Regions from separate parts of the Homo sapiens genome. Here regions 1 and 2 are each linked to region 3. A link is an interaction called in ENCODE POLR2A ChIA-PET data of the cell type or tissue named here. Cell type or tissue: MCF 10A. All regions are shown on one strand. Links, peaks and the distances in the headings refer to the core of each region. The heading gives the core; the rest is flanking DNA. Region 1 overlaps WDR64 (WD repeat domain 64). Region 2 overlaps WDR64 (WD repeat domain 64). Region 3 overlaps OPN3 (opsin 3).

Region 1 (10,657 bases), core at 1,136-9,135, 100 kb before region 3:
GGAAAGGATTCCCTATTTAATAAATGGTGCTGGGAGAACTGGCTAGCCACATGCAGAAAACTGAAATTGGTCTCTTTTCTTACACCTTATACAAAAATTAACTCAAGATGGTTTAAAGACTTGAATGTAAACCCCAAAACCATAAAAGACCTAGAAGAAAATCTAGGCAATACCATTCAGGACATAGGCATGGGCAAAGACTTCATGACAAAAACACCAAAGGCAATGGCAACAAAAGCAAAAATTGACAAATGGGATCTAATTAAGGAGCTTCTGCACAGCAAAAGAAACTATCATCAGAGTGGACAGACAACCTACAGAATGGGAGAAAATTTTTGCAATCTATCCATCTGACTAACATCTAATATCCAGAGTCTATAGGAACTTAAACAAATTTACTAGAACAAAAACTACCCCATTAAAAAGTGAACAAAAGACATGAACAGATACTCCTGAAAAGAAGACATTTATGCGGCCAAAAAACATATTAAAAAAACTCAACATCGTTGGTCATTGGAGAAATGCAAATCAAAACCACAATGAGATACCATCTCATGCCAGTGAGAATGGTGATTATTAAAAAGTCCAGAAACAAGAGATGCTGGCAAAGTTGCGGAGAAAAAGAAATGCTTTTACAGTGTTGGTGGGAGTGTAAATTAGTTCAACCACTGTGGAAGGCAGTGTAGCGATTCCTCAAATATCTAGGGACAGAAATACCATTTGACCCAGCAATCCCATTACTGGGTATATACCCAAAGGAATACAAATCATTCTATTATAAAGATACATGGCTGCGTATCTTAATTGCAACACTATTCACAATAGCAAAGACATGGAATCAACCCAAACACCCATCGATGATAGATGGGATAAAGAAAATATGGTACATATACACCATGAAATACTGTGCAGCCATAAAAAGGAACAAGATCATGTCCTTTGCAAGGATGTGGATGGAGCTGGAAGCCGTTATCCTCAGCAAACTAACACAGGAACAGAAAACCAAACACTGTATGTTCTCACTTATAAGTGGGAGCTGAACCTTGAGAATGGACACATGGACTCACGGTGGGGAACAACTCACATTCACTGGGTGGTGAGGAAGAGAGAGGATCAGGAAGAATAGCTAATGGATGCTGGACTTAATATCCAGGTGATAGGTTGATCTGTACAGCAAACCACCATGGCACATGTTTACCTATGTAACAAACCTGCACATCCTTCACATGTACCCTGGAACTTAAAATAAATTTGAAGGAAAAAAAGAAAATAAATAAATTTTTAAAACCCAAAATAGTAATTCTAGTTAATCTGATATTATATATTGGGCCACCCATTAGGATGTATTTCCTGATGTATATTGGATTTTTATTTTGATAGATTATCCACACTGAAAGGGCATGTCAGGTATGGAGGGATAATTAGGTGACTTGTTAGTTGGGTATTTATAAACCAGGCAAATTTGATAGATGCTTCCATAATTCTATGATTATTTTATTGGGCCTCATGAAAAAGCATAGTATTTTTCTCTACCTTTTTTCTCTTCTTCGAGTATCCCAATCCATCCATCAAGTCTCAGCATAGCTTTTCCTCCAGTAATATTCCAGAATACTTCCATATTCTTCAAACCTGAGTGCCCTACCTATGTGCCTCCTTCATCCCCATCATCCTTCATAGTTAATTATTTGTCTGGACCACTATTAGACTCCAGGTGCCTTGAGGACAGGACTTGTTGTTGTTTACTGTCACATATAATCTATAGTAAGAATTCAAAAGATATTTTTTGAACCACTTCAATAACTTCATTGTTGGGATGATGAATCACAGCTCAGAGGTTTAACTATCAAGTCCCCAAAGAGGGGAAAAACATGTATTCAAACAAAAAAATGGATCTTCATTGAATGTTCATCTAATTTTTTTGGAAGGTCATTTGTTCATTTCAGAGGCTCTCACTTCTTGGAGTGTTATTAAAGGCAGGCTGAAAAAAACTCATTGCATAGCTGATGGTTTCCATTTCTTAAGAATTGCAATTGAGTGAATTCATTCCCTCCCAAATTTATATATTGAAGCCCTAGCCCCAACACGATGGTGTTTGGAAATGGGGGGCCTTTGGGAGATAATTAGGTTCCAATGAGGTAATGAAGGCGGGCCCTCATGATGGGATTAATGTCCTTATTAGAAGAGACACCAGCTCCTGCTGCCCCAACCCACCCTCTCTCCCCTCTCTCTCCCTGCCATTTGAGAACATGGAGAGAAGGCAGATGTCTACAAGCCAGGAAGAGAGCTCTCGCCAGAAACTGACAATGCTGGCACCTTGATCCTGCACTTCTAGCCTCCAGAAAATTTCTGTTGCTTAAACCTTTCTGCTTATGGTATTTTGTTAAGGCAGCTCAAGTTGGCTAAAACATCAAACAAGATATTGGAGGGGTTGTGGTTAATGAGGAAATGGAATATTTTCTTAAATTTCAAACTTTCATGCTGCCCTTATTAACAGCAAGAGAGAAAAATCTCTTGAGAAGCTAACTGTGCACTTAGAAATTTTTTTAAATCTATGCTCCCCCTTCTCTTCTGATACCTTTGTGCCCTTAGTATTTTGCAAGATGTGAAGGATACAAAGAAATTCTAGATATTGTTCCTGCCCAAGGTCTACTTTTTCAGAAGACCCAGGTTTACACCCTTTTAGACTTAGTTTGGTTATTACTCTCCGCAGCGCCTTCCCTAATCACCTTCCTCTGCCCTAAACGGAGTTCAGACTCCTTCTTCTGTGTTTTTACTGTGCTTTCTTCAGCTTTCTTTTACAGCACTCATAATTGTCTGTTTACCTATCTGTTTACCCATTATCTGGTGAGCCTAGTAGTTCTCATTGATAGCAGTGTTTGGCAAGTAGTAAGTGCTTAATACATGTTTGCTAAGTAAATGAGTTGGCTTGTAGAGTCACTCATGAAGTGGTTAAGGACACGTATTTTGAGCGAATCATATTTGATTTGAAACCTGGCTCTACCCCTTAACTAGCTTTATGACTTTGAGTAAGTTGCTTTGCCTCTCTGCATCTGAGTTTTCTTACCTATAAAATGAGGATAAATGGAAGTTAACATCATAGTTTTATTGTGAAGATTGAGTGGAGTTGTAAATGTGTAACTGAACAGTTTCTGGACCGTAAACTAACAATTACTATTACTATTATTCTAAGTTCCTACAATGCATTTAGATTATATTTAGGGGAGAGGAACTGATACACAGATATATGAAATATGATCCCTGCTCTTGAGAGTTCACAATCTAGTAGTAGCAATAAGGTAAGGAGATATAGAGGGTAAACAACTATTTGTAAAGAGTATGTCAAATCTGAAGATAGGTCTTTATACTATAAATATTATGGCTCATAAAGAGTTAATTCCCTGTTTTTTTGTTGCTTTCTATTTTTTCTTTCTTTTTTTTTTCTTTTCTGCGTGTGTGAAGCCAGAATTTAGATAAAAGTCACATATCAAAGAGAGGATTTTCTTTCCTTTAGCAGATTCTTCTCTCAGTTGGGTGAGTCACTTCATCTAAGTGCATCACTCTTGATGAGATGAGCGGGCTTAGTTCACACAAAAAAGCAGGAGAGAGATAGCATCTAGTAAACCAGATTTCTGTGGTCCAGGAAGAACACAGGGCTGAGTGGGTGCAAAGAGAACTGATTCAGTCTCAGCTCTGCCAGCTAACTAGTTGTGCGACTTGTCTGGGGTCTCGATTTCCTCATGTAAAATTATAATCTTCAAGGCTCCATCCAGCTCTAAAATTTCATGATTATGTGCTCCGGAGGGAGACATCACTACAGTGAAAGCAGAGGGCAATCTGGAATTTTCATAGGTAGTAAGAAACTCACCAGATATTCAGTTACATGATTCAAACTGACTAATTCCAATAATGCAGTATCTTGACTGCATTTGCTTTTCATTGGGAATTGTCAAGATGTGTCATGCTATTCAGACATGTTCAGAACCTAAGCCTTGCACCCATAGGTGATCTTACATCATGTTGGTGGGACATCCCCTGAAATGGGCATTATCATTCCTGGATGATGAGGCTGGCAATAGGCTATATCCCCAGAAGAAAATCTATGACTTGTATATCACACGAAGAAGAATGCAATAGAGATCTGCCACCTGAGAAATATCTAGGCCTCTTAAACTAATGGCTTTGTCCGTTATTCGTTGTGAAGAAAATCCAATCTTTTGGAGGTTCCCTATTGCCTACTCCACAGATGTCCTCCAGCTCTGCTTGCTTTCGTTGCTTGGAATGGAATCATATGTGGTGGCTTTGTGGAGGCAGAATTAGCAGAAAGGGACAGATGCGAAGCTCTCAAAGCCTATACTATTTCATCTGTATTATTATCACCATCGCCATCATCATCATCATCATCATCATCATATGTTGATTCATGCTATACTTTGTAGTTACCTATAAACTTGTCTTACACTATTAGGCTTTAAATGTTCGCAGGTTAGGAATACAACCTGACCTTTATAAGGTTAATAGCCTAGTCTATAGCAATTGTGCAGAAAATATTTGTTGAACAAAACATGAAAAAAATGCATGCAGAGCCCCCAAAATATCTTTTTGGGAGGTAATTGTGTTCCTACTCTGAATCTTCCATACTAAGAACTTAATTCCTAAAAGGCTAGTGCAAACACTGTTCAGCAAAAATATTCTTGATGGTCACCAAAATAATGCTCAGGAAATTTTTAGGTTTTCTTGGTAAACACTCTGTCCTGGTTTGGCTTTTTTTTTTTTCCTGCAAAAGCTTGTGCTTTTTTGAAGCTCATCAAATGTCCCTGCACATTTAACACATTCAGCTATGCCTAGCAAAGCTGCTTTTATTGTATATTTTGAGTCGTCAGCGGGTACATACCGTACATTTAGCAATGGTGCTTGGCTGAGTCACTAATCAACAAGAGTACTCTCCTGAGAAAAATGTGTTTTCAGTTACTGGGAATTTGCATTTTCTACTAATAGAGGCTCCATAACTGTGACAATTCAATAAATTATGCATGATGAAAAGTATTAGTTGCTTGTCGGTCATACTACTAAGTGTTTTCTTCCCTTGGTGAGAGAGCTAGAAAACCTATAATAAACACGTTTTCAAGCTGTAGATGAGGGTCTTATAATATAATGAACACTGAGGTTAATGAGAGTCAAATGACTTAATCCAAAAACACTGAAGTGGTTTAAGTCCTAAAACTTTACCAAACACATTTTTCCCCCAGAAATGATTAAAATACTAAGATTACAAAGCCTATAAAAACTGGTCAGTTCTTAACATTTTGTATTCTTTTGTGTGTGAGGGCAAAGAGCTGTGAAGAGGAGTTGGTTAAGATTAATGTGACAGCATAATGTGACAATCAGATTTTAGAATCAAATTTCACATTAGCCATATATTTACGTACTGCTTTTTCAAAGGGTTTCATGTGCAGGGTTTGCATTGAAAGAGGAAGAGGGCTAATATTTTTGCCTAACTAAAGACATGCAACGGCGACAGGAGGATTCATTGCAGTTTGATTCTCAAACATGTTTGCTGCTTTATCTCTCACACCAAGGGGCTCTCCCTCCCTCATCTCTTGCATCCTCCTTCTGATGTGTGATCCAAACCAAAAACTGTGCCCATTTCCGTTGGAAGTAATAAGCCAAGACAGTCATTAACTCAGGAAGGAGCAATGGGGATCAAGCAGTTGGGATATAAGTAACCCACGTCTTTTTCTGAAAGTATCCCACTTCTTTTTCTGATTCTAGCATTTGTTTCTTGATGTCTTCTAGACTTCAGTATGGAGATCTTTAAATAACTGTAATTAGTTTGGTTGAGAGACTTGGATTCCTGTTTTTCTTAGAATCATCACTACCAAGTATCAAGAAACTTGCTCCCTACCCAAGCCATGACTCCCACACACTTCTTTACAGACTTCTTATCCATATGCCTTCCTTTCTTTTCTTCATGTCCTCACTTGAGTCTTAGAGGTTTGTGGACAATTAATGTTTTGGTATTTCTGAGTGCACAAAGCTGTAATTATATATTGAGTAGCATCTAATTGGCAAACTGGGTTCCAAATTTTCCAAAGGACATTTTTAGTTTATCTCCCTGTGAACAGGCAGTTCTTTAAAAAATAGAATCACAGTATTTTAGGCTCAGAGGGATCTTGAAATGTATTTAGTCCCACTTCCTCATTTTCACCAGATAAGGAAAATGAGCAAAAGGGAGCAATTAAGTGATTGCTGAAAAATCAGAGTTGGTGATTGGCCAGGCGATGGCTAAACCCAGCTATTCTAACTTCTAGTGCATTGTTTTTATTTGTTGTGCTTGCCAATAGGCTACTATATTATCTTTGTAATACTGTTGGAACCATAAGCTAATTTCAGTTTAGTGTTATAGAAGGCCCAGAGCTGAGCATAGATTTAAATATAAATTTTGAATGCACAGTGTACTTGAAAAAAAAATTAACTTTATGCCCTTAGGGGAGATTCCCCAGCCATGAAATAGGAGCTCAGCTGTCTTTATATTTAGCAATATAGGCACTTCAGGGATTAGGCAGGACACTTTAGATAGGAAACCAAACCGCCTGCTGTGTATGTTTGAGAGTGAGAAATTTGAAAAAATCTTATGATAGACAGAGCCAATAGCACTTACTCATTAAACATCATGGCTCCTTTAATAGATATTTTTGCTGTAAACTCTTTTGCCAATGATGTATTTATTGATTTTTTTCTTGATGACAGAGTTTTCTTCTTTTTTAAAAAAATATTTATTGTTTCTTCCCTTTTTAAAGTTTGGGTTTGCAATGTAGGCCACTTTCTTGATGTTTGTTTGTGTTTCTGTTTTGCTCATTTAAGTCTTGCAAGCCTACATGCCTTCTGTCTTTTACAAGGCCACCCTGGCCTCCTTGAGGAACCTCTGGGAGCTCATCTTCTCCCAGATCCAGGTAGCCTAGGGAGCCCTGACATCATTCATCTCCAACCAGATCTTTTCCTGTCACCAAAAGGAATCTTCTCTTGAATGTCCAATCAACACTTGACATTTAAGTTCACAATTGAGCTTTCTTTTGTTCTTCTTCCCCAGGTAAGCACCCACTTCCTAATTTCTGTACAACTATCAACACAATTGCTACTCTTTCATTTCTCCCACCATACAAACGTGGAGCTGGTTGATTTCTCTTACTAATCCCCAAAAGCATTGCATCTCCAAGTCTTATGAATAATTAATTTCCCATGTCTTTGAGGTCGAGTCTTTCTTTTTTTAAATAATAGCACCTACAGTAATTCAGACCCTCTCCATCTGACTCATGTCTTCTCTAACAGTCTCCTAACTAGAATCGCAAATTTCATTTTATCCCAACAAAACCTCCACCTTTGCCAAAGTGATTTTGCCAATGTGTTTAAACAGAGAGGATTAATATTTATTGAGAACCTATTATGCACCAAGCATAAATTATCTCAATCAATCTCAAACACCATCCTATGAAGTAGGCATCCTTCCTCCCTCCCTCCCTCCCTCCCTTCCTTGCTTTTTCTCTTTCTTTCTTTCTTTTTTCTTTCCGTTCCTTCTTTCTTTCCCTTCCTTTCTTTCCTTCCTTCCTTTCCTTCCTTTCTTTCCTTCCCTTCCTTCCTTCCCTTCCTTCCCTTCCTCCCTCCCTCCCTTCCTTCCTTCCTTTCCTTCCCTTCCTCCCTCCCTCTGTCCCTCCCTCCCTCCCTCCCTTCCTTCCTTCCTTCGTCCTTTCTTTTTGAGACAGGGTCTTGCTCTGTCATCCAGGATGGAGTGCAGTGGCACAGTCACGGCTCACTGCAGCCTCAACATCCTGGGTTCCAGCAATACTCACACCTCAGCCTCTCTAGTAGCTAGGGCTACAGGTACACACCAAATGCTCAGCTAATTTTTAATTTTTTTTTTTTGTAGAGACAAGGTCTTACTGTATTGCCCAGGCTAGTCTTGAGCTCCTGGGCTCAAGCGATCCTCCTGTCTCAGCCTCCCAAAGTGCCGGGATTATTGGTGCGAGCCACTGCGCCTGTCCAGGTGTTATTTTCTTATTGTTTGTATTATTAATAACAAATTTGTATTGAGGACTTTGAATTAGTTTAGTTTTGTTGCTATTGTTGTTGTTGTTGTTTTGAGACAGGCTCTTGCTGTTGCCTAGGCTGGAGTGCAGTAGCACAAACATGGCTCACTGCAGCCTCAACCTCCTGGGCTCACGTGATCCTCTGCCTCAGCCTCTTGAGTAGCTGAGACTAGCAGTCTTTTCATGTTGCCTAGGGCAGTCTTGAACTCCTAGGCTCAAGCAATCCTCCTGCCTCGGCCTCCCAAAGTGCTGAGATTACAGGTGTAAACCATGGAGCCCAGTCAGTTTAATTCCTATAATAACATTATGGGTAGGTACTATTATCAACTCCACTTACAAATGAGATTGGAGCTTAAAGGAATGAATAGCCTGCCCACCACACAGCTCGCAAGTGAGAGAGCCAGGAGTTGTACCCATACAGTCTGACTCCAGGGCCCAGGCTCAAGGCCATCCTATGGATATTAAAACCCCAGTATTATAAATAAGGAGTCTGAGTCTCAAAGATCATTTCAGTCCCCTACCTTCCCCCGACAAAACTTATTGTGTTACCTTTTTCCTTCCTCTTAGCAGATAACCTTTTTTGTTATTTTCTACCTAACCTATCCCTTAAATGTTGGTATTCTTCAAGATTGTCTTCCTGGTCTTCTCATCTGTTAACTCTAAACCATTGGCTCTTGACCTTTTTGGTCATGATCTCCTCTGGAGGATTTGATGAAATTTTGAAATTTTTCTCCAGAAAAAGGCACACGCACACACATAAGTGCCGGGGGCTCCAGGTCTCCTGGGAGACCTAGGAACTCATGCTCTCACACATAAAATAAGCTCCAGATGGATTAAAGCTCTAAAGGTAAAACAGAAAACAAAACAGTAAGAACAAATTCTAGTAAAATACAGGAAAATTTCTCTCACACACTCTTGGGCTGAAGAAGGCTTTTCTAAGTATGTTATCAAATCCAGACGCCAGAAAGAAAAAGACAAACAGATTTGACTTGATACAAATTTGTAAATTCCCTAATGTGTTCTTCCTAGCACCAAAACTCGAAGAGAACGATGTTTGCAAAGTAGAAAACCCCTATGTAATGTGAACCGCCCTCTCACCTCCAGTGACAATCACATTTGCCTTAACACAGTAGCAAAAAGTGTTGGCTCCTCTTGGCATGGAAAACTCTCTGACAGGCCTGGAAAACACAAATTAGATGGAAAACATATATATTTTTCTTTATCAAGTTAATTCTGACTTATAAATAGATTATGTTTGATAGGCTCATTTCTAAGTTGGTTGTAAATCCATTTGCCCCCAGGCCGTATTACAAGTAATGATTAAGTCGTAATTAACAGTAAGAATCTACTTACTCCATTATGTGGTGATATTCGCGTAGTACTTTGTATTGTTCCTGTTTAAAAGAAAATCCAGCCCTCCATGCTGGGTTTGTGGTTTTGCTTGTGGTGAGGATGGGCCGACCTGTTATAAGGTCTTAATCCGGAAAGGGTATTGGGTGGTTAAGTGAGTCTGTTGGGTAGCACATAATGCCAGGAACCCTTTTGGACACTTCTCCTTTGCTCACCAGCCACATCCAATCTGCTGTCAAGTCCTGTTAATTTTTCCTCTGAAATATACCTGAAATCTGACCACTTCTTCCCACTCCCACTGCAGTATCTTGGTTGAACTCTCCATCCTCTCTCACCAGAACTACTGCAATAAACTGGTAATTTCTCTGCTTCTACTATTTTTTTTTTTTTTTTGAGACAAGGTCTCGTTTTGTCACCCAGGCTGGAGTGCAGTGGCACAATCTTGGCTCACTGTAACCTCTGTCTCCCAGGTTCAAGCAATTTTCCTGCCTCAGCCTCCTGAGTAGCTGGGATTACAGGCATGTGCCACCACACCCAGGTAATTTTTGTATTTTTAGCAGAGATAGTGTTTAACCATGTTGGACAGGCTGGTCTCAAACTCCCGACCTCAGGTGATCCACCTGCTTCAGCCTCCCAAAGTGCAGGGACTACAGGCGTGAGCCACGCGCCTGGCCTGCTTCCACTATTGCCCATTCTTCTTTCCTCATTCCCAACCCAAATCCCATTGTCGTGCTGCAGACAGAGTGACCCTTGTAAAATATGAATTAGATCACATCACTTCTCTCCTGTGGCTCCCTGGTGCTCTAAGAAGACTTCATTTCTTTTACCTGGCTGGCCTGGCCCTGAGTGATCCCTATCGCCCTTCCAGGCTCACCCCATGCCCTCCTCTTGCCCCTGTGCTGGATTCTACTCCAGCTATACTCTCTCATCAGCCTCCCTTCTGGACATACTGAGCTCTTTCTGTCCTCAAGAGCTTTTGCACAGGCCAAAGATGTTTGTCTCCCAGACCCCAGCCCCACTAACAACCATCCTCCTTTGGGTGTCAGCTTAAATGTAACTTTCTTAGGCCTTTCTGGGACATCACCCTCCCACCCTCCCACCCATCTCCACCAGTGAAACTCTGTCTTTTGTCTTATTCTCCCTTAAAGCATGTAGCATCTACCATATATTCATATGTATGTTTCGGGTGTTAGTATCTGTGAATGGTATTGTGCCATGGTTAAAAA
Region 2 (10,657 bases), core at 1,684-9,683, 77 kb before region 3:
TTTCATTGCTTAAATTTAAAACCTCAGAATTTAAAGGAATTCTAAGTCTGTATATGCAGAGGCTATTTTTTGTGACTCTTTTTTTTTTGTATGAATTTCATTTAAACAGCTCAAGAGCACCTAAAGGACATCATGCATTTTGTTAGGGGGACAGGCTACTCACCATTTTTCCTAGTACTACTTTTAGTTGTTCTCTAAATGTAAAGGTGGGGAAGGAGACCAAGTTCTATAGCTAACAATCAATCTCCTTTCGACTCACCCATTTTTTAGATTAAAAAGCTGAAATTCAGAAAAATTTATTAGGGTTTTGAAAATAAATTTTTAAGAATGGAATTAAATCACCAGAGAAGGGTTATATGTTTTAACCAATCTTTTTTTTAGATAGGTTTATGCTCATCCTTAAGGCTAAATCCGAATAATATGGCTGTTGTTGTTGCAACAAGTCAGATTCTTGTTTGTAGCTCAGCACATTTTTAAACTAGATTTTATTTTTCAGAACAGTTTTAGATTCACAGCAGAACTGAGGGGAAGGCACAGAGATTTCCCACATACTCCCTGTCCCCACACATGCACAGTCTCTCCCGAAATCAAAATCCCACACCACAGTGCTACATTGGTTATAATAATGGACACAAGATTATAAACCAAAGTCCATAGTTTACATTAGGGTTCACAATTGGTGTTGTACACTCCATAGGTTTTGATACATGTGTAATGACATTATCCCCCATTACAGTATCATACAAAGTAGTTTCAGTGCCCTAAAATTCTCTATGCTCCCTCCCTCCCCTCAAAGCCCTGGAAACCACTGATCTTTTTACTGTCTCCACAGTTTTACATTTTCCAGAATGTCGTATAATTGGAATCATACAGTATGTAGCCTTTTCAGTTTGGCTTCTTTAACTTAGTAATATGCATTTAAGGGTCCTCCATGTCTTTTTATGGCTTGATAGCTCATTTCCTTTTAGCACTGACTAATATTCCATCATCTGGATTACCAGAGTCTGTGTATCCATTCAGCTACTGAAGATTTCTTTGTTGCCCCCAAGTTTTGGCAATAATGAATAAAGCTGCTATGAACATCCATGTACAGATTTTTGTGTGAATATACGTTTTCAACTTCTTTGGGTAAATACCAAGTAGTATGACTGCTGGATCATGTAGTAAGGGTATGTTTCATTTTCTTAAGAAACGGTCAAGCGGAATTCTAAAGTCACTGCACCATTTTGCATTCCCATCAGCAATGAATGAGAGTCCCTTTTGCTCCACACCCCACCAGCATTTGGTGGTGTTAGTGTTCTGGATTTTGACCACTCTAATATGTATGTACTGGTATCTTATTTTAATTTACATTTCCTTCATGACTTAAAGTGTTTTGCATCCTTTCTTATGCTTATTTCCCATCTGTGTATCTTAGTATTTATTCAGATCTTTTGTTTATTTTTCAATTGGGTTGTTGGTTTACTTATTATAAAGTTGAAATAATTTTTTGTATATTTTGGATAACAGTCCTTTATCAGATATGTCTTTTGCAAATACTTCCTTCCAGTCTGTGTCTTGTCTTCTCATTCTCTTGGCAGAGTCTTTTGCAGAGCAGAAGGTTTCAATTTTAATGAAGTACAGCTCATCAATTATTTCTTTGTTCTAGAACCATTTGTTAAAAAGAATATCTTGCTCCATTGTATTCCCTTTGCTCCTTTGTCAAAGATCTGTTGACTATATTTATGTGGGTCTATTTCTGCTTTGTTGATCTATTTTTTCCATTGTTTTACAATACCGCACTATCTTTATTACTATAGCTTTATGTCTTGACTTGTCAGTCCTATGATTTGTTTCTTCCTCTTCATTATTGTGATGAATACTCAAGACCTTTTGCTTTTCCATATAAATGTTAAAATGAACTTGTCAAGATTCACAAAATAACTTCCTGAATTTTGGGTGAGATCGCATTGACTCTACATATCAAGTTGGGAAAAACTGGTATCTTGACAATAGTGAGTCTTCTATTCATGAACGTGGAATATCTCTTCATTTAATTCCTTGATTTCTTTAATTGGAGTTTTGTGGTTGTCCTCATTTGGATCTTGCATATTTTGTTAGACTTATACCTAAGTATTTCATTCTCAAATGCGAATGTAGATGGCATTGTGTTTCTTTTTTTTTTTTTTATTTTTTTATTTTTTTGAGATGGAGTCTTGCTCTGTTGCCCAGGCTGGAATGCAATGGCACAATCTCGGCTTACGGCAACCTCTGCCTCCTGGGTTCAAGCAATTCTCCCACCTCAGTCTCCCAAGTAGCTGAGATTATAGGCACCCACCATCATGCCTGGCTAATTTCTGTATTTTTGTAGAGACAGGGTTTCACCATGTTGGCCAGGCTGGTCTTGAACTCCTGAGCACAGGTGATCTGCCCGCCTTGGCCCCCCAAAGTGCTGGGATTACAGGCATGAGCCACTGTGCCCAGCCTATGTTTTTAATTTAAAATGCCACTTGTTAATTGTTAGGATATAGGAAAGTTATTGACTTGTATATAATAACCTTGTATTGTGCAAACATGCTATACCTGATCTTAGTGGGAAAACTGTCCAGTACTATAGATGATGTTAACTGGAGGTTTTTTGTAGATGTTTTTTACAAGTTGATGATGTTCCCTCTATTCCTACTTTGCTAAGTGTTTTTATAGTAACTCCTGTTTTCTTTTGATAAGTGTTAGCATGGTATATCTTACCCTATCCCTGTACTTTTAATCTATATGTGCCATTATATTTAAAGTGGGTTTCTTATAGACAACATAGAGTTAGGTCTTGTTTTGTGATCACTCTGACAATCTCTGTCTCTTAACTACTGTATTTAGACCATTGACTTTTAAAGTAATTATTGACATAGTTGGATTAATATCTACTATATTTGTTATTGTTTTCTATTAATTGCTGCTTTTCTTTGTTTCTATTTTTGTCTTTTACTCTTTTTCTGCCTTTTGTGTTTTAAAATAAACACTTTACATGATTTCATTTTCTCTATTTTCTTAGAATATAAGTTACACATTTTTTAAAAAACAATTTTTCGTGGTTGACCTATCATTTGCAATATACATTTACAACTAATCCAAGTCCACTTTCAAGTAACACTGTACTACACAGGCAGTACAAGTATATTAAAATAAACAAAAATCCTAATTCCTTCCATTATTTGTATTATTGCTGTCATTTATTTTGCTTACACATAGCAAATATACCATATATACATACATATATGTTTATATGTGTATATATTGTGTATATAATTGAATACATTGCTGTCATTATTATTTGAACAAATTATCTGTTAGAAAAGTTAAGAATAACAAAAATAACAATTTTTATTTTACCTTTACTTTTTCTTCCTCTGATGCTGTTCTTTTCTTTATATAGATGCAAGTTTCTGACTTACGGCTTTTCTTTCTCTCTGAAGAACTTCTTTTACCCTTTCTTGAAAAGCAGGTATACTGATAGCATATTTCCTCAATTTCTGTTTGTCCGAGAAAGTTTTATTTCTCCTTCACTTTTAAAGGCTAATTTCACGGTATACAGAATTCTAGGCTGGTAGGTCTTCTAACACTTTAAATATTTCACTCAACTGTTCTTGCTTATGATTTCTGAGGAAAAATCACAAGTAATTCTTGTCTTTGCTTTTCTACAGATAAGTTGTTTTTTTCCCCTCTGGCTCATTTCAAGTTTTTGTTTTTTTTTTGACAGAGTCTCCCTCTGTCGCCCAGGGTGGAGTGCAGTGGTGTGATCTCGGCTCACTACAACCTCCGCCTCCCAGGTTTAAGCAATTCTCCTGCCTCAGCCTCCTGAGTAGCTGGGATTACAGGTGTGCGCCACCATGCCCAGCTAATTTTTGTATTTTTAGTAGAGACGGGGTTTTACCATGTTGGTCAGGCTGATCTCTAACTCCTGACCTTGTGATGCACCCACCTTGGCCTCCCAAAGTCCTGGGATTACAGGTGTGAGCCACTGCGCCCAGCCAGTTTTTTTCTTTATGTTTACTTTTCTGCTGTTTGAACATGATATGCCTAGGTATAGTTATTTTTTGGCATTTATCCTTCTTGGTGCTTTCTGATATTACTGGATCTGGGGTTTGGTGTCTCATTTTAATTTGTGGACATTCTTAGTCATTACTTCAAATGTACCTTTTCTTCCTTTCTCCCTTTCTTCTTCTGGTGTTCTCATCACACATATGTTACACTTTTCACAGTTGCCCACAGTTTTTGGATATCCTATGGTTTTTTTTGTTTTGTTTTGTTTTTTCAGTTTTTTTCCTCTTTGCTTTCTGTTTTTGAATCTTCTATAAATTCTTTCCTCAGCTACGTCCGGTATACTAATGAGCCCATCAAAGGCGTTACTCATTTCTATCAGTGTTTTTGATCTTTAGAACTTTTTATTCTTAGAATTTTCATCTCTCTGTTTACAATGCCCGTCTGTTCTTGTCTGCTGCCTGCTTTATCCGAGCCCTTAGCCTGTTAATTGTAGTTGTCTTACATTCCCATTCTGATAATTCCAACCTCCTTGCCATGTCTGCATCTGATTCTGATGCTTGTTCTGTCTCTTGGAGTTGTAGTTTTTGCCTCATTAATTTTGATGCTCTGTTGTTAGGTGCATCTGCATTAAGGATTGTCAGAGCATCTTTAAGAATTGACCCCTTTATCATTATGTAATGCCCTTCTTTATCCCTGACAATTTTCCTTGCACTGATATCTGTTCTATATAAAACTAGCATAGCTTCTTCTGCTTTCTTTTGATAAGTTTTAGCATAGTATATCTTTCTGCATCTTTTTATTTTTAGCCTATATGTGTCTTTATATTTAAAGTGTGTTTCTCATAGACAGCATATAGTTGGGTCTTGTTTTTTTGATCACTCTGACAATCTGTTTTGTGCCTTTTAGTATGCCTTGTAATTTTTTTCTTGATAGCTGGACATGATTTACTGGGTAAAGGGAACTGCTATAAATAGGCCATTAGTAACATGTCAGTAAGCTGTGGGGGAAGGTGAATCCTGTGAGTAAGTCTCCTTCTTTTGATGAGCCTGTGTGTCTGGATTGCGAATTTCACAAGTGCTTGTCAGTCTTCCTCACCCTCCCTCTTAGGTGCGACCAGAGGTTAGAGTGGATGTTTTCCTTCCCTCTGTGAGTTATTCCCTGACAAAGTTCCAATAGCTTAGACTCTGATAACATAGTTTCTCTTGAGGGCATACCTTGGAAAGAACAACATGTTCTGGCACGTTTCAAAATGGTGCCTTTTCCTTCCCCTCCGCCAGAAGTAAGAGAGAATTTTTCACTGATACTCACTTTAAGAATCTGTTGAACTCCTGGAAGTAAAACTCACAAAAGCATAGGGGCCCCTATGACTGGGCACCCCTGGAATTTTTAACTCTAAAATTGTCCATGCTGAGCACTTGTCCATTACAATTTAGGTTTTCCTGCCCTATACTGGTTATTCAGGGGGTTCCTGCCCATGAATTTCTGCTCCAGTAAGTTGTGATTCCCAGTGTTTGCCCCTCTGTCTCTCCAATGTGGGGGCAACAAAACTGCCTTGTGACCTTACTTCTCTGATGGATCTAAGAAAAATTATTTATTTTTTAGTTTGTTACATTTTTACTTGTTAGGATGGAATGGCAACTTCCAAGCTCTTTACATGCCAGACTGGAAGGCAGCCAGGAGTCTCGATGAGCTTTTCTGAGACATCTTTATTAGGGTATGTAATACCCCAATAGGTATCATAACATTTGCATATCATAAAATTCACTCATTGTAAGCGTACAACTCAATAATTTTTAGTAAATTTAGAGAATTGTGTAACAATCAACAGTCGCCACAATAAGTTTAGAACATTTTCATCACCCAAGAAAGTCCCCTTGTGCCCATGTGGGATCCCTGCTTCTACCACCAGTCCTAGGCAACCACTGATGTACTTTCTGTGTCTATAAATGTGCCCTTTTTTTGATATTACATATAGATGGAATCATACCATATGCAGTCTTTTTGTCTGGCGTCTGTTATTCAGCTTAATGTTTTTGATATTCATTCATGTTGTAGCATACATCTCAATGCAATTTTAAAACCCCAAATTAAGATACAATATCGGTTTTCTAGTTATTAATACATATTTAACCAGATTGAAAATAAGACAATATTCAAATGAACCTTTCTATGAGGATGCCAACTTGTATATTACACATGAAACATGATTACTGGTCTACAGATCATACTCACAAGCTCTTGGTTAGCCAACTGACCTGTAAGAATGATTTTAAAATTATAAAATTTTACCAACAGAACTATATTTTGAAATATGTTATAGATGCACTCGTATTGATTAATTTCAGTAGATGATAGAAATAAACAACAAATGGGCACAGTTGATGTTAGGACACGTCATGTTCAAATTTGCATAAGTGGCTTCAATTTCTTCCTGAGAAATCTAATTAACCTTCCCAAACAAATGGAATAGTTAATGTCCGATTTTTTTAAAGCCAGTTTGAAAGTTTCAAAGCTGTCATGGTTTTATCATTGTAAAAAGCTTGAAATTCACAGACTGTTCATGTATATAAATTACTATACTTACAAATTATCCTCGAGTCTCTTCAAGGATTCCAAAACTAATGAATGATTACTGTCTAAGGAGCAGGATCCAAAACAATTTAGGGCTGAAATATATCTAATTTTCATAACCCAGTCATTATGTAGCTTCCTTTTAACACTGGGGATTAAGAAAAGGCAGGGGAGATTTATGTTAGACACACAAACGTATAATATGTTTCTATTCAGCAATTTACTTTGACTGTAACTGAATTGTACTAAACCCAAATGTAGAATACAGCCCAATGCATTATAACACCTTTTTTTTTTTTTTTTTAGATGGAGTCTTGCTCTCTCGCCTAGGCTGGAGTGTGCAGTGGTGCGATCTCGGCTCACTGCAACCTCTGCCTCCTGGGTTCAAGCAATTCTCTTGCCTCAGCCTCCCGAGTAACTGGGATTACAGGTGTGCACCTCCATGCCCAGCTAATTTTGTATTTTTAGTAGAGACGGGGTTTCATAATGTTGGCTAGGCTGGTCTCGAACTCCTGACCTCAGGTGATCTGCCTGCCTCGGCCTCCCAAAGTACTGGGGTTACAGGCATGAGCCATTGCACCTGGCCCACTTTTAACTGTTTATTTATAATCAAGCATACTTAAAATGGAAAAGTAACTTTAAAAGACTCTTCAAAATTTGAGCTGTGAATTCAGAATTAAAAGAACAATCTAGAAGAATCCCAATTCAATAATGGCACTATTGATTTTATTTTACTAGAAAATTTCTAATGATCCAAATGGAGCAGTATGCTTCATATTCTTTTATATCTTATTTGAATCAATCCATCTGAAAATATATTTTCCATTAGTACTTTTCAAACTGAAGTACTGGGCAATGTAAAATCTGAGATCACTGGTGAAGCTGAGTGGGGGATAGTGATAATATTCCTTGTCAGAGTGTTGGCCATCAGTTCACAAAACATTTGAATGTGGGGCTTAAGGTTACAGACAAAACCTCTGCCTCAAAATTCTGTCTTCATGGTGTTATATTTACCAATATTTAATGGCTTATTTGTCTCCTCATTCACATCTATTGAACACCTACTGCATCCCAGGTACTAAGGACACAAGGATGATTAAGGTAAAAATTCTTGTCACCAAGTTGCTTAAATTCTAGTTGAGGAATAGAAATGTTTACAGCTCAAGGCATGAAAGTTCTACAATATGACATTAAACAGAGTGGGGAGGGAGCTTTCTATTCTCATGCCAGATATGTTTGAACTCTGGATCCTGGCTACTTCTTTCTTTAATTTGTATAATGGTTTGCATATCAGTGTTTACTACCCCCATATCCACCCATTCAACAAGAATGAATTCTGTGGATGTCAGCTGCAGGAAAACTTGTATGATAGCTCCAGAATTTAATTAACTCTTTGGCCTTAATACTTGTCATTCTGGTGAGGTTTGAAGATCTCTTGGTGTAAGAAAATGCCGCAACACTCAGCCTATATATACACCGTAGTCTTGAATGATTTAAATCATCTGCATGATTAAATCATCTACATGAATATAATAACCACAAGAACCAACATGAATTAGCATTCATTTAACTGTACCCAGATTCCTTAACTTCCTCAGACTTCTAAATCTCATTTTTCACATATCTATCTAATGAAAACAGGGATTGGGATTGAAAAATGAGCCATGGAATTTTCTGACAGGTGGCACACATATTAATAAAAAGCAGATTCATGTCTCAGCATCTATTCTAAAAGCCTAGCATAACTAGAATGAAATGCTTAATAGTATATAGAGCAGCACATCACAGATTGGGGAAGTCCTCCATCAGGTCTAATTCTTTGTTGGGACTAAGTAATACTGCTTATATGTGAAGGATGGAAAATGGAGCCAGTAAATTTTATTGTACCATTCTTAGGGCTCCAGCAATGGGACTAGTCTTAATTCCACGTAGTATCAGTTGTAATGAGCTTTTAATTGCATATTCTAACTCTGGGATAAAGTATTTGTTACATAATAACAAAGTATAATCCATTTTTTAATGTCTTTATAAGGAAAAAATGTTCATTGTACAAAATTTAGAAAACAAATAAAATTTTAAAAATCACCTCTTTGAAGTCCTATAGAAATTATTTATTAAAGTTTTGGATACTTATACTCAATATTTTTCTAAGTAGAAATACACACACATATACACATTTATAAGACTGGATTCATATATACATAAAAAATTAATTAAATTAAAATTTTTTTATCCCCCAAATTCATCTGTTGAAAGATAAATAATTTTTACTTGACATTATGTCATAAACACTTTTCATGCCATTAAATATTTTTTAAAACAATTAAATGGGTGCATGACATATGGTTATACTATGATTTACTGAACATCCTTGAAATCTGAATGTATTTTAGGTGTCAGACAAAAAATGTATTTTATATATAAATATATATCATTTATGTTTATATTATATATTTATATATCTGAATTATTTATGTAAATGATTAATATCTAAAGTAACCATTCCCCTTTTATTGGACACTAGATAATTTACCATCAGAAATAATGCTGTGGGCCAGGCACGGTGGCTCAAGCCTATAATACCAGCACTTTGGGAGGCCGAGGCGGGCAGATCACAAAGTCAGGAGTTTGAGACCAGCCTGACCAACATGGTGAAACCCCGTTGCTACTAAAAATACAAAAATTAGCCTGGCGTTGGTGGCACGTGCCTGTAATCTCAGCTACTCAGGAGGCTGAGGCAGGAGAATCGCTTGAACCCGGGAGGCGGAGGTTGCAGGGAGCCGAGACTGCGCCACTGAACTCCAGCCTGGGCGACAGAGTGAGACTCTGTCAAAACAGGAAAGAAAGGCAAGGCAAGGCGAAGCTGTGATAACCATACTGATATTTTTGAAGATAGGGATACCAAGTCCCAATGTATTAATGGTTATGAAGGCACTTGATGCAGCTTCCGAAATTCTTTCCAGAAAGGTGGATCCAACTCATACTTTTACCACCAACTAATGTGAGAATGCCCAGCTCACAGCGTCTTCCCCATTTTTAATCATTTCTGATTTTATAAGTGAAAAATTGTATCTGATTTTAACTTGTACTTCTATGATAAATAAGGAAGACCATTTAATATAAAATTTAGGTTTTTCGGCTAATAAAAGTAATACATACCTTTCTCAAAAACTTTAAAGACATTGCAATTATAAGGAAGATGATAATTATCAGTTGGGGATAACTATTGTTAGCATTTTTTTCTGATGATCACTTTGAAATGTTTGTTGACCATTTGTACTGTGTGCACATGTTTGTGAATTACATGTTCATGACCTTTGCTCATTTTTCTCTTGGAGGATTATATCTTTTAATTGAACTCTAAGACCTGTTAAAAATATCAACCCATTGTCTGTCATATTTGTCACAAATATTTATTCCAGTTTGCTTTTAAAATACTAGCTTTTGATGTCCAGAGGTTTTATTTTGTATATAGTCAAATCTATCAAACTTTTTCTTTGAATTCTATATCCATTGCTTTTATATTTAGAACTTTTCCTATCTTCAAGTGCTAGTAACTAGTCACATGTATCTTTTATAGTTTTTTTCACGATTTAATTTTTTCATTTAACTTTTCAATCTACTCAAGTACCTGTAAGTTTTAGTTGTCAATAGCACTTAAATTAGGAGCTATTACACTGATGGTTTCTTGAGGCCAGAAGCATTTCACTCTGTGTGTGTGTGTGTGTGTGTGTGTGTGTGTGTATACATGAACAATGACTATAATTAATTGTTTATATTACTTTAATTTTGTCTTAATTTCTTATTTTCTGTAATTTAAATCTCATTTTTCACTTTGTACCATAAAGCTTACTTGCAAAAGACTATAATTATTAAAAGAATTAAATTAACTGTATGATACTCTTACCTTTTAAAGTTCTTTGAGTCTAAGACCTGATTTTGTAATTTTCTTTTGGATTTTGCCTGCTTTATTCCAAAGTCATCACTGTTGACTGTGAATCTGTTCACAAAACCCCCATCATCCCCCAAGAGGATGTCATCTCGGCAGAGATGGTCAGGCAAAGGCACC
Region 3 (10,657 bases), core at 838-8,837:
ATAAAGCCTAAGGCAAAGCATATATGCTAATGCTTTATTGGGGATCATAATCCCAGGGAATCAAAAGTAAGGGAATAGAGGAAGAGGCAGGGAAAGGAGGAGGCCAAATCTTAGAGAGAGGATGCACCACCGAGTTGGCCACGATTGGTCACTGGGTCTTGCAGGACATCTTCAGAGAGACCACCTGATACTAACGCAGCTTGAAACAACCCATGGCATGACAGGAGAGTGCAAGCAATCTAATCTCTGGCTTCTTCCTGTCTCTTGGCCATTGGTCCAACTCTGCTCCATGAGATGTTAATGTCCGTTTGCCTCTAGGTTGGATCAGCCAGCTTCAGGCAGCCACTAGGGAAGCCAGAGCCTCCATGGGTCCAGTGCAGCAAGGCACTATCTGCATGCAGGTATGCAATGGTGGTGACAGTGGCAGCAGCTGAAGCTTTGTAACTATAGTCATAGAGCCACCGCTGCTGGGAAGCAAGGCAAATAGGGCACACAGTTGGGAGTAGGAGCTTGTGAGTGGAGTCACGGAGATCTGGGATGGCACACGAATAGAGTCCAGTCAATGATTAATCTGGTATGTGGTGCCCAGGAGGATGACAAAGGCTGTACAAACAAAAGAAATTTAGTCATAGATGGCTGACAGCAGTCATTTACGGAATATGAACCTGCACTAGAATAGTGGGAATGGTATGAGGCACAGAAATGAATTTAGAAATGTTTCCTAAGAAAGGCTTTCTGTTGGTTTTAAAAGCAAATACGAGATAGGGGATAGAGGAATGGGAAAACTAAGCAAAACAATGTGTTCCTAAAGTGGATCAGAGTCTGATGCAGTTTTCTTGAGCATACTGTGGTAGGTTATCATAAAACCTAGATTGCTGTGTTCACGAAATAATTTTAAGTGTTGGAAACAAAGCGTATGCCTCCCATTTTATCTGTGGTACCACACTTCACACTTTTATTCTATGAGTGCAGTTGATTTAGGATTAGAATTTAGAATTCTCAGTTCCTGTTAAGTGCTTTCATCCAACTGTTTTTTTTTTTTTTTTTTTAGACTTTGGCCCCACTGTGCTTATGTTTGTTATTCTTCTGAACCTTAATTAATTCCACAGAGAAGTTACTTTATATTCAAACTTTTTTCCCACTCAGCCCATAGACTCTGGTCATACTGGATATTTCTTGGGTCTCTTAGTGTAATAATGATCCTTTTTTGCATTGTTAACCATCTTGTTCAATATCCTTTCCTGACGAGCAGAGGCATAAGTGTGGAAAAAGTTCTAATGAGGTCCTATTCCAAGATAGGGCTCTCCTTTTCCTTGGTTATGGTTTGTGGAGTTTAAGCAATTACTGGGGGGAAACAAACGCCTAAAGCTTTGTCAAATCAGAGGCAAGTCAAAAAGTCTAAGGCTAGGATATCTGTCCAAACGGGACTATAGGCAGAAAAGCCTAAGGCTAGGATATCTGTCCAAATGGGACTATGGGCAGAAAAGCCTAAGGCTAGGATATCTGTCCGAATGGGACTGTAGGCAGAAAAGCCTAAGGCTAGGATATCTGTCCAAATGGGACTATAGGCAGAAAAGAAGCCAAGTTTGAAGCCAGAATGGTCAGAGAACAAGGGGAGCTGATATTAAAAGAACCAAAGATAACAGAGGGGAGGTAAGCCTGGCACGATTTCCAAGCTACTGCACAGGTGCCCAGCGTAGCCTAGGAGGAGATGCTTATGGTGAAAAATGTCCGTATGTTTTAACAACTATGGCAACTATTTGCCCCGTGTACCCTATTTTTTAAAAAGTCACTAAATTTAATAGAAAAAAAATGCAATGCATGTGAAATACCAGTGAAGGATAGCATGAGTGAGCACAATGGAAACAACAGTGCAGCATTTTAAACTGTGAGCAGCTAGCCACAGACCACAGCATGTGGCCTGCCTCATTCAATCGTTCTCTTCTGGTAGTTCACTGGCCCTCTCTTAAGGGGCCTCTCAGTTTTAAATGCACTGCAAGCATTTGGGTAGCTATGACACACAATGGTCAGAAATACATTTCTATATAAGTTGATTACCTGAAATCATAATTTTTTTTTTTAATTTTGAGACGGAGTCTCACTCTGTTGCCCAGGCTGGAGTGCATTGGCATGATCTCGGCTGACTGCAACCTCCACCTCATGGATTCCAGCGATTCTCCTGCTTCAGCCTCCCAAGTAGCTGGGACTACAGGTGCGCACCACCAAGCCTGGCTAATTTTTGTATTTTTAGTAGAAACAGGGTTTCACCATGTTGGCCAGGCTGGTCTCAAACTCCTGACCTCAGGTGATCTGCCTGCCTTGGCCTCCCAAAGTGCTGGGATTACAGGCATGAGCCACCACACCGGACCTGAAATCTTAATTTTTTAACCCACAGAAAGGGTTTTAATTTTGATGTTGTGCTGGGTTTCCTTTGAAACTGAGTCATTGTGCACGAAATATGAAGACTACTGAACATGAAAATTTAATAGAATGCAGTTTCCACATCCTGATGTGGAAAACATGTATAATAAAAACCAACTACCACTTTGGTTGTTCTAGCAAACTGCTTTTATTGGTCAAATGGAAATCACTCATTCTAACAGCTGAGAGATATTATTCAAATGAAGGTAGTCTTTCATTTTCTCTAAAATTCTTCAATTTAAGAATATTGAGTTTAAAAAAATGACTTCTTCTGATATCAAAGTTAGACATGGTTACAGAACATACGTAGCAGACAATGGATTAAATATGCTTTCTATAGAGACTCTACATCACTAATATAAAATTTTTGATAATTCTCAAAGAAGAATTAGAAAACAAGTATAGCACAGCATGGACTTTGGAAGCAGACTGTGTGATTCGAGTCTTGGCTCTTTTATTTTTTAGCTTGTGACCTTGGCAAATGACTAAACCATTATTGCCTCAGTTTCTTCATCTGTAAAATGGGAATCGTAATTATAATTCCTACATGTCTCACAGAGTTGTTATGAAGATTAAGTGAGATAACACAGGCAAACTGCTTAGAACAGTCCCTGACTCATAGTAAGTACTCTCTATAAGTGTTAGTGGGCTGAAATTACTATTGTTAATTAAATAAAAAGGAGGAAGGAAACTTTCTCAACAAATAAGCAATATAAACAAGATTTCAAAGAAGAATTGGTTACTTGCTTAAAAGAACAAACTTTTTCAAGCATATTAAATGTACTGGTTTTCTTTAATATTGTTTCATATGACTAGATATTATAGGAGCAACAGGATGGTATGCCCGCTGCACGGTAACAGCCATGATTGAGTGGGTGCTGAGCGATGAGATGGAGGAGACCCTAAAATTCATCTCCCTGAGGAGATCTGGGTTGGGATTTTTAAGGGGACCATGAGGAGAAAGAGGATGGGAATTGGGGTCATTGATTGGTTGGGTTACGGAGGATGAAATCATCAGGATGTGGAAACTGCATTCTTTGGTGAGTCAGCTTCTCGTGGGATCCTTCAGGCAAGCTGATGTCAGTAGTTTCACTGGTACGTAGGACCTGAAAGAATATCTCAAATGGAAAACTTAACATTATATAATGTTCAAGCTGTTATCCATAGAGCAGTTAAGGGGAACTATAATTTTGTCACAGGGTCTACGTGATTCTGGGACAAGAGGCAAACAGCTATGAGGAAGCAGGTCAGAGAGCAAGCTGACCTCATAATCCATGCTGAATGTACCACAGGCTTGGTTTATTTTACATTCCCCTTGTCCTTTTTTCCTTGATTAATTTTATAAAGCTTCTAGGGATGGTCTCATAAAGACCACTACTTAGTAAAGTAGTATCTTTATTAAGCAATCTTCGTAGAGTTTTGTTTCCATTACTATCTGTGAACAAAAATAGTTAAACTGCATCTTTTTAAATTTCTACAAATTGATATATTTTTGAGTGAGCAAAATTTTCATTAATTTGAGAAAAATGCATCCACTTAGTTTGGAAGATTTTACTGTGTGCTCATTCACCCAGCCAACTCTGAAGACCACAAGACAGGTATTTACAGTTGCCCCATTTTATAGGTAGAGAATTTGAAACACAGTCCATCCAGATATTGTTCAAAATGATCCAGAGAATCTATGATGACATAAGTTATCCCCTAATCATCTTCACTTCCAAATTTACTTCTCTCCCATTTCTTTTCTAAGTCAATGCAACATCAGCTATTAATTATAACAAACCAGTAACCCAAGACTTGCTTTGATTCTTCTTCATTCATTCCCACAGCCAACAAAGATTAACTTCCTTAAATATGGTGGACCTTCCTCGTCTCTCCTTCCCTAGTGCCACTGCATCAGTTTCATTCCTTATCACAGTAACCATATTTCTCCACTAGGTTTCCCTAGAACCAGGCTTGGCTCACAATCCATTTTCCTCATTGCAGCCCAAGGGAACTTCCCATAAGGAAAACCTCCAAAAGCAAAATCAAAAGAAAATAAAATTCTCTAGAATTGTATTGTAATGGAAGTGAACAAAAACAGCTTAATGGCTCCTCAGAGCCCTCGGGACACATTCCAAGCTCCACGCATGGCATTTAAGGGTTTTCTAGGAGAGTCCTTAGTCTTTTCATTCTCTGTTTAGAACTCCGTCCTACCATTTTGAATTATTTGCAGGCACCTAAATGGTGCAAGCTCTGTCAGATCTCCATGTATTTACATAAGCTGTTTTCTCTTCCTGGAATAGGATAAGAGGATTGGCTGTCACTTCACTTCCCCATCATTTTTTTTTTTTTTTTTTTGGCCTTGTTAAAGTGTGCTTAATCTTTAAGACTCACTCAGGTGGTACCTGCTTCCCACAGAAAATACCCTGAGTTGGGTGTTCCTCCTCCCACTATAGGCAGAGTTTCTCCTTCTACCTCCTTCTCTGGATTATGTGCTCCTTGAAGGCATGGGTTTCGTCATAGTAACCTTTTCATACAACAGATAAGGATTGACAGGTCTCGGTCATGGCCTTTTTTGAAGCACGCTCTTCTGTTTAGTGTGAACTTGCTTACCCCAGTCTAGATACTTGAACTATAAATAAGCTATTCAATGTGGCCATCTAGTGGCCAAAGTGAGAAAATAACTGTATTATTGGGTAGTTGTATATTGATAAACACACCTTGTATTAATATTTAAGCTCCAGAGTTGTATTGATATTTAACCTCCAGAGCCCTGTCCACTCCCATGCCTTCCACCCACTTTCTACTACTTAAAGCAATTTAGCTCCAAGATATTCAACTATTCAGTAATAATAATAATACCTTACGCATTACCACTTTACTAAACATGTATATTCTCATTTAATACAGCCACACACCCACACGATGAGACAGCATTTTGGTACTATTATCTCAGTTTTACTGGTGAGCAAATTGAGATTCTGGGATGTTAATTAATTTTCCCATGGTCACAGAGTAATTATGTGAAAAAAAATGAAATTGATCTGAAGTCAGACGACATTCATTAGGTAATATGGAGAAAACTGGAATTGAATACAGGACTTTTGGCCTCAAACATATGTCTCTATTACTGAATTTATCACATTGTTTTATAGTAGTTTACTTCTCTGTTTATAATTCATCTTTTTTTCTTATTGTCTAGCACAGTGCCTGACACACAGTATGTGTATGACATGTGTTTGTTGATAAATATTGCAAATGAGTGTATAATCATTAAGTTATACCGGAAAGAACTATTTGACTCAAACTGATGCACAGAGTAGACATTTAAATATATATTTTCACTTCTGTGCTTTTATACATACTGTATCCTTGGCCTTGAAATATCCTCACTCTTGTCAACTTGATAAAATTCTCCTGTTCATCAATTCAAATGTTGCTTTCCCTTAAAACCTTCCCCAGTGTTTCCCCAGGCAGAGATAAGTACTTCCTCCATTGCATTCTCCAGCTCCCCGACACAGCTTTGTTTAACTCTTATCACATTCCTGTAATTGTTTGTTTACACATCTGTCTTCTCCAGACTGTGAGATCTTTGGCAGCAATTCAGGCAGAAGGAACAGCAGTATCAAAGCTGCCAGCTCTGAGTGAACATGCCGGGCAGTTTGCAGCCTGGGCATGGTGTGTATCCCGTTGCAGCAAGCTTAGGCAAAGCCTAATGATATGCCAACGAGATTTGATTTTACAGACCGCTGTCTTCAAAACCGCTGGGGGGTACATAAGCCCTTTCCAATGGTTCCAATTTTGAAATGTTTATATTACACAATTCTTTAAACTTAAGACAAAAAATGTAGATGTCACAGTTTAAATATGGTTGTATACATAGTTTTTCAAAATTCTATTAGGGAAAACAGTAAGAAAAAGATGGACTATCCCTGCTGTGGACCATGGACAGCCATGGAAGGCAGATCAGCTTTGCGCCATCCCCTGTAGTGACTGACCTTCCCACCTCTTGGTCCTGGCTCCACACCCCAGAGTCCAAGGCACTCTTGCAATAATTCAAGGAGGCTTCAGCTAGAAATGCCCATTTCATTCCTTTCTGTTCCTTAACACCTATTCCATCTTTTATGACCCAACTTAAGCTTTATCTCTGAATGAAGCCAGTAGTCCACTGGGATTTTACTTTTTCTGGTTTGTTTTTGCACCATAACTTTGACATATGATCACATATCATCTTACATTGTTCTGTAATGTTGTGTGTGATATAAAAATACAGTATTGCAGTCTTCTTGAGGGTAGGACCACATGTCTCTGGTTTCTCCAAAAGACCTACTCAGCACAGTGATAGGCACATACCTGATCCATCTGCAGCTTTGCAGCGAAGGCACAGACATCACTTTACCACTGGTAGAATTTGTGGAGAGGTAGAAGTCACCCTTTAGTGGCGGCAGGTGGTATTAAGACAAAATCACAGGATTTGGAGTAAGTCTTGGGTTCTCAAAACTGTCTCCACCACCTGTTGGTGGAGACATCAATTCCTTAACCCTTGGAGCCACAGACCTTCTTTCCAAAAGAGTGCATATCATATGTGGAGTGATGATCATGGGACCTGGTGCATAACCGGCACCCAGTTTGCAGCACTCATCATTCCCATTGCTTTTCAGTGTTCACGGAAATGGATGCACCATTTGAAGTAGAATTTGGTTGTCTTCCTCATATCTGCTCATGTACCATGTAGTTTTTATTTGCGTTAATAAGGCTCAACATCAGTTAAAGGTCTAAAGTAGTTGTAAGACAGTCCTTTCATTCTTATCCTCCTGGTGGAGTGTTGTGGGAATCAAATAAAATACAGCAATTAATTCCAACTCAAGACCAAAATTTGTTAGTAAATAAAGCATTGATGGGAGAAGGGCTGCATATTTTGCAAGGAAGATGTAGATTAGATCATTTCAGTTGGGTTACCCTCGAAGACTAAGTCAGTCTGACTCATGCTGCCACTCAGTTATATGCTCATGCTATCAGGGAGGACTTGGGAAATACAAGGTTTGCTAGATCTGTACTAACATGTCATGGTACATAACAGCTGAAATCAGGCACCTGAAACTCATTGTGCTTGCTAAGACACAGGCTTGATCAAAAACGATATTAGTAAATGTTAAAGTCTCTTTGACCAAAATAACCAGAAGGAAAGTGTTACTAACCTCTTGCACCCTGACTTATCACAAGGCTGGGATTTTTCATACTTCAGCTCTGAGTGCAATGGGTCTTTTCCTGACAGCCTGCCAATAGCAGCTGCGTCCCTTTCTGTGTCCTTCCCACCATGCCTCACATTATCCTCTATCCCTGCACTCTCTATTCTTCATAGCACTGCACTGATTTGCTTGTTTGATTTGTTTTTTTATTGTCTCTCTTACCCACTGGACCTTAAGGCCATGAGGGTTGGTTTCACTCACCTCTTTATATTTATTTTCTAGCACAGTGACTGAAACATCACAAGCAATAAGTAATGACTAAATGAATGAATGAATATATGAACATGATATGCTCATACCAGCTTATTTTACCAGCTTATTGCTTTCACCATAAGAACTCATTTATTCCTCTCTAAGGTACATTGAAATTTACTAATTTACAACAGTGCAATTATTTGTACTGAGTTTTCTTGCCTATGAAAGACTAAATCGTATTCAATGTAAATCAACTAAAAGTTGAGTGCCAAACTATGTTTTAACACATAAAGGCAGTTATAAAAGTAAATACCATTATACTTAATAAGAAAGTTTGTAAACTACGTAAAACCAACAGTATTTCATTAGCGTCAACTTATGTCATTTTCTTTAGGTTTTTAGATTTTTTTTTCTAGGAATCTAATCAGGTAAAGAAAGGATAATATCACTTTTTAGATAAAAATTTAATAAGGTAAAAATAGACTTCTGAATATGAAAGTCATCTACCTTGATACTTTCATTGTCCCAATAATCACTACTGTGATTTGAATTAAATCCATTATTTGCTATATTTGCTATTATATCATTACTTTCTTTCTTTTTCTTTCCTTTTCCCTTCCTTCCTTTCTTCCTTCCTTCCCTCCTTTCTCTTTCTTTCTTCCTTCCTTCCTTCCCTCCTTTCTCTTCCTCTTTCTTTCTCTTCCTTCCTTCCTTCCCTCCTTTCTCTCTTTCTTCCTTTTTCTTTCTTTCTTTCTTCTTTCTTCTTTCTTCCTTTTTCTTTTTCTTCCTTCCTTCCCTCCTTTCTCTCTTTCTTCCTTTCTTTCTTTCTTTTCTTTCTTTCTTTCTTCCTTCCTTCCTTCCTTCTTGCTCTCTGTCTGTCTGTCTGTCTGTCTTTTGATGGAGTCTTGCTCCATCGCCCAGGCTGGAGTGCAGTGGCACAATCTCAGCTCACTGCAACCTCTGTCTCCGAGGTTCAAGCAGTTCTCCTGTCTCAGCCTCCGAGTAGCTGGGATTACAGATGCATGCCACCATGCCTGTCTAATTTTTGTATTTTTAGTAGAGACAGGTTTTCACCACGTTGGCCAGGCTGGTCTTGAACTCCTGACCTCAGGTGGTCTGCCCACCTCAGCCTCCCAAAGTGTTGAGATTATAGGTGTGAGCCACCACGCCCAGCCTTATACCATTATTCTCTGAAGTATTTTCTTCCACTTGATTCCAAAACCCAATCTTCTTCCGGTCACTTGAGTATTTAGTAAATTTCGCTTATTAATTCAAAGAACATTTATTGGATGCCATGTGTGTGAGACACTGGGAATAATATTGCTCCCCACCCTCCAACTCCCACAGAAGAACAAACCTGTCATGGTATAAATGAATATTAACTATGTTATACCAATTGCTTTCTGAGTCCAGCACCTCTGTATTTCATTCTTATTAATTGCAGAATCGTGAAATGTTAAAATATGAAGGGATTTTCAATTTTATGAAAACAAAAAGAGATTGTTTGATTTGCTGAAAGTTACAGAGCTATTTCGTGGGGAGCTGGGACTTGCCTCCAGGCCTCTTAACCCGTTTGCCACCCACACCCTTTTCTCCCTTACTTCTCAGGAGACCAGTCTTATTTTCATTCTTCATTTGAACTGCTTTTCTTTCAGTCTCTCTGCGTCCACTCATTCAACAAATATTTATGCTCCAGGAAGCTCACGATTTTATTGTCTTCCCCACATCTGTTCATACACCTTGTGGTTTTTACTTCAGTTCATGTAATCACTCGCTATTCCTTAGGCAGGTTAGAAACCTCCAAGTTATTTTATTTATTTTATTTATTTATTTATTTATTTATTTATTTATTTATTTATTTTGAATCAGAGTCTCACTCTTGTTGCCCAGGCTGGAGTGCAATGGCACGAACTCGGCTCACTGCAACCTCCACCTCCCTGGTTCATACAATTTTCCTGCCTCAGCCTCCCAAGTAGCCAGGATTACAGGCTTCTGCCACCGCGCCCAGCTAATATTTTGTATTTTTAGTAGAGACAGGGTTTCGCCATGTTGGCCAGGCTGGTCTTAAACCCCTGACCTCAGGTGATCCACCCGCCTCGGCCTCTCAAAGTGCTGAGATTACAGGTATAAGCCACCGTGCCCAGCCAAAAACCTCAAAGTTACTTTTAACTCCTCTCGCCCCTCACGCCTCACATTCGATAAGCAGATAGATTCTGTTGATACCAGTTGCTAAATGTTTCTGGAATCCAGACTTTGTTGTTCATGCCTTTTAATGTCATCCTAGCTGAGGTCCCATCATGTCTTGCCTGCTGTTGCAATAGCCTTCAAGTTGGTTTCCATGGCCTCCAATCGTGTTTTACATTCTCTACTACTGCCAGAATGAGCATTCACTACTGAAGAAAAAGGAGGAGGAGGAAAAGGGGAATCTAATGATGTAAAAGGACAAGAGAGTAACAGATTCATAATTTACTATTTCATAGAGGAAAAGGTTAAAAAATAAAAAAAATTAAAATAACACAAACGTTAGCTAGAAGTTAAAAGCCTTTGTCAATGTGGCTCTCTCTAAATTTCTCTTTCCATCTCCTGTGAGCCCTGACATCTTTGAATCATCGTTTATAGACCCCTTGGTGTCCTTTTACGTCTCCATGCTCTGGTACATATTTCTTCACTCTTCCTGGAATGTGTTTCTGCCTTGTGTGCAAATGCTTCCCTTTCTGTGTCTCCAATCCATTGTGTGGCAGTGGGAGCATTCACACATTGCATGGTCATTGTCAGTGTTTACACACGTACATTCCCTTCAGACATCTAGA

Evidence for each region. ChIA-PET counts read pairs that join two places held together with the same protein. Peaks named below come from ENCODE experiments on the same cell type or tissue, not always from the same donor. Only the 100,000 strongest peaks of a DNase experiment are listed, where the experiment ranks them.
Region 1: POLR2A ChIA-PET joins it to region 3 with 11 read pairs; 5 of 35 experiments call an interaction of 5 or more read pairs at or near these places.
Region 2: POLR2A ChIA-PET joins it to region 3 with 19 read pairs; 3 of 35 experiments call an interaction of 5 or more read pairs at or near these places.

The regions. Positions count from the first base shown.
Region 1 is chr1:241,710,404-241,721,060 of GRCh38, reverse strand. WDR64 (WD repeat domain 64) reads right to left here. Exons shown (of 28, transcript NM_001367482.1): 9 at 9,180-9,259. All of the region lies in intron 1 of LOC124904603 (a long non-coding RNA gene), which reads left to right. Among named protein-coding and RNA genes, the nearest start is that of WDR64, 63 kb to the right of the region's middle. In MCF 10A, for the core only: no CTCF peak of the experiment used is centred there; DNase peaks (open chromatin) are centred at 4,900 and 6,540.
Region 2 is chr1:241,683,540-241,694,196 of GRCh38, reverse strand. It overlaps WDR64 (WD repeat domain 64), which reads right to left. Exons shown (of 28, transcript NM_001367482.1): 7 at 10,496-10,657; 8 at 6,602-6,736. All of the region lies in intron 1 of LOC124904603 (a long non-coding RNA gene), which reads left to right. Among named protein-coding and RNA genes, the nearest start is that of WDR64, 37 kb to the right of the region's middle. In MCF 10A, for the core only: no CTCF peak of the experiment used is centred there; a DNase peak (open chromatin) is centred at 5,096.
Region 3 is chr1:241,605,598-241,616,254 of GRCh38, reverse strand. All of the region lies in intron 1 of OPN3 (opsin 3), which reads left to right. Among named protein-coding and RNA genes, the nearest start is that of CHML, 29 kb to the left of the region's middle. In MCF 10A, for the core only: a CTCF peak has its summit at 5,054 (motif pointing left); DNase peaks (open chromatin) are centred at 3,464, 5,034, 6,004 and 7,424.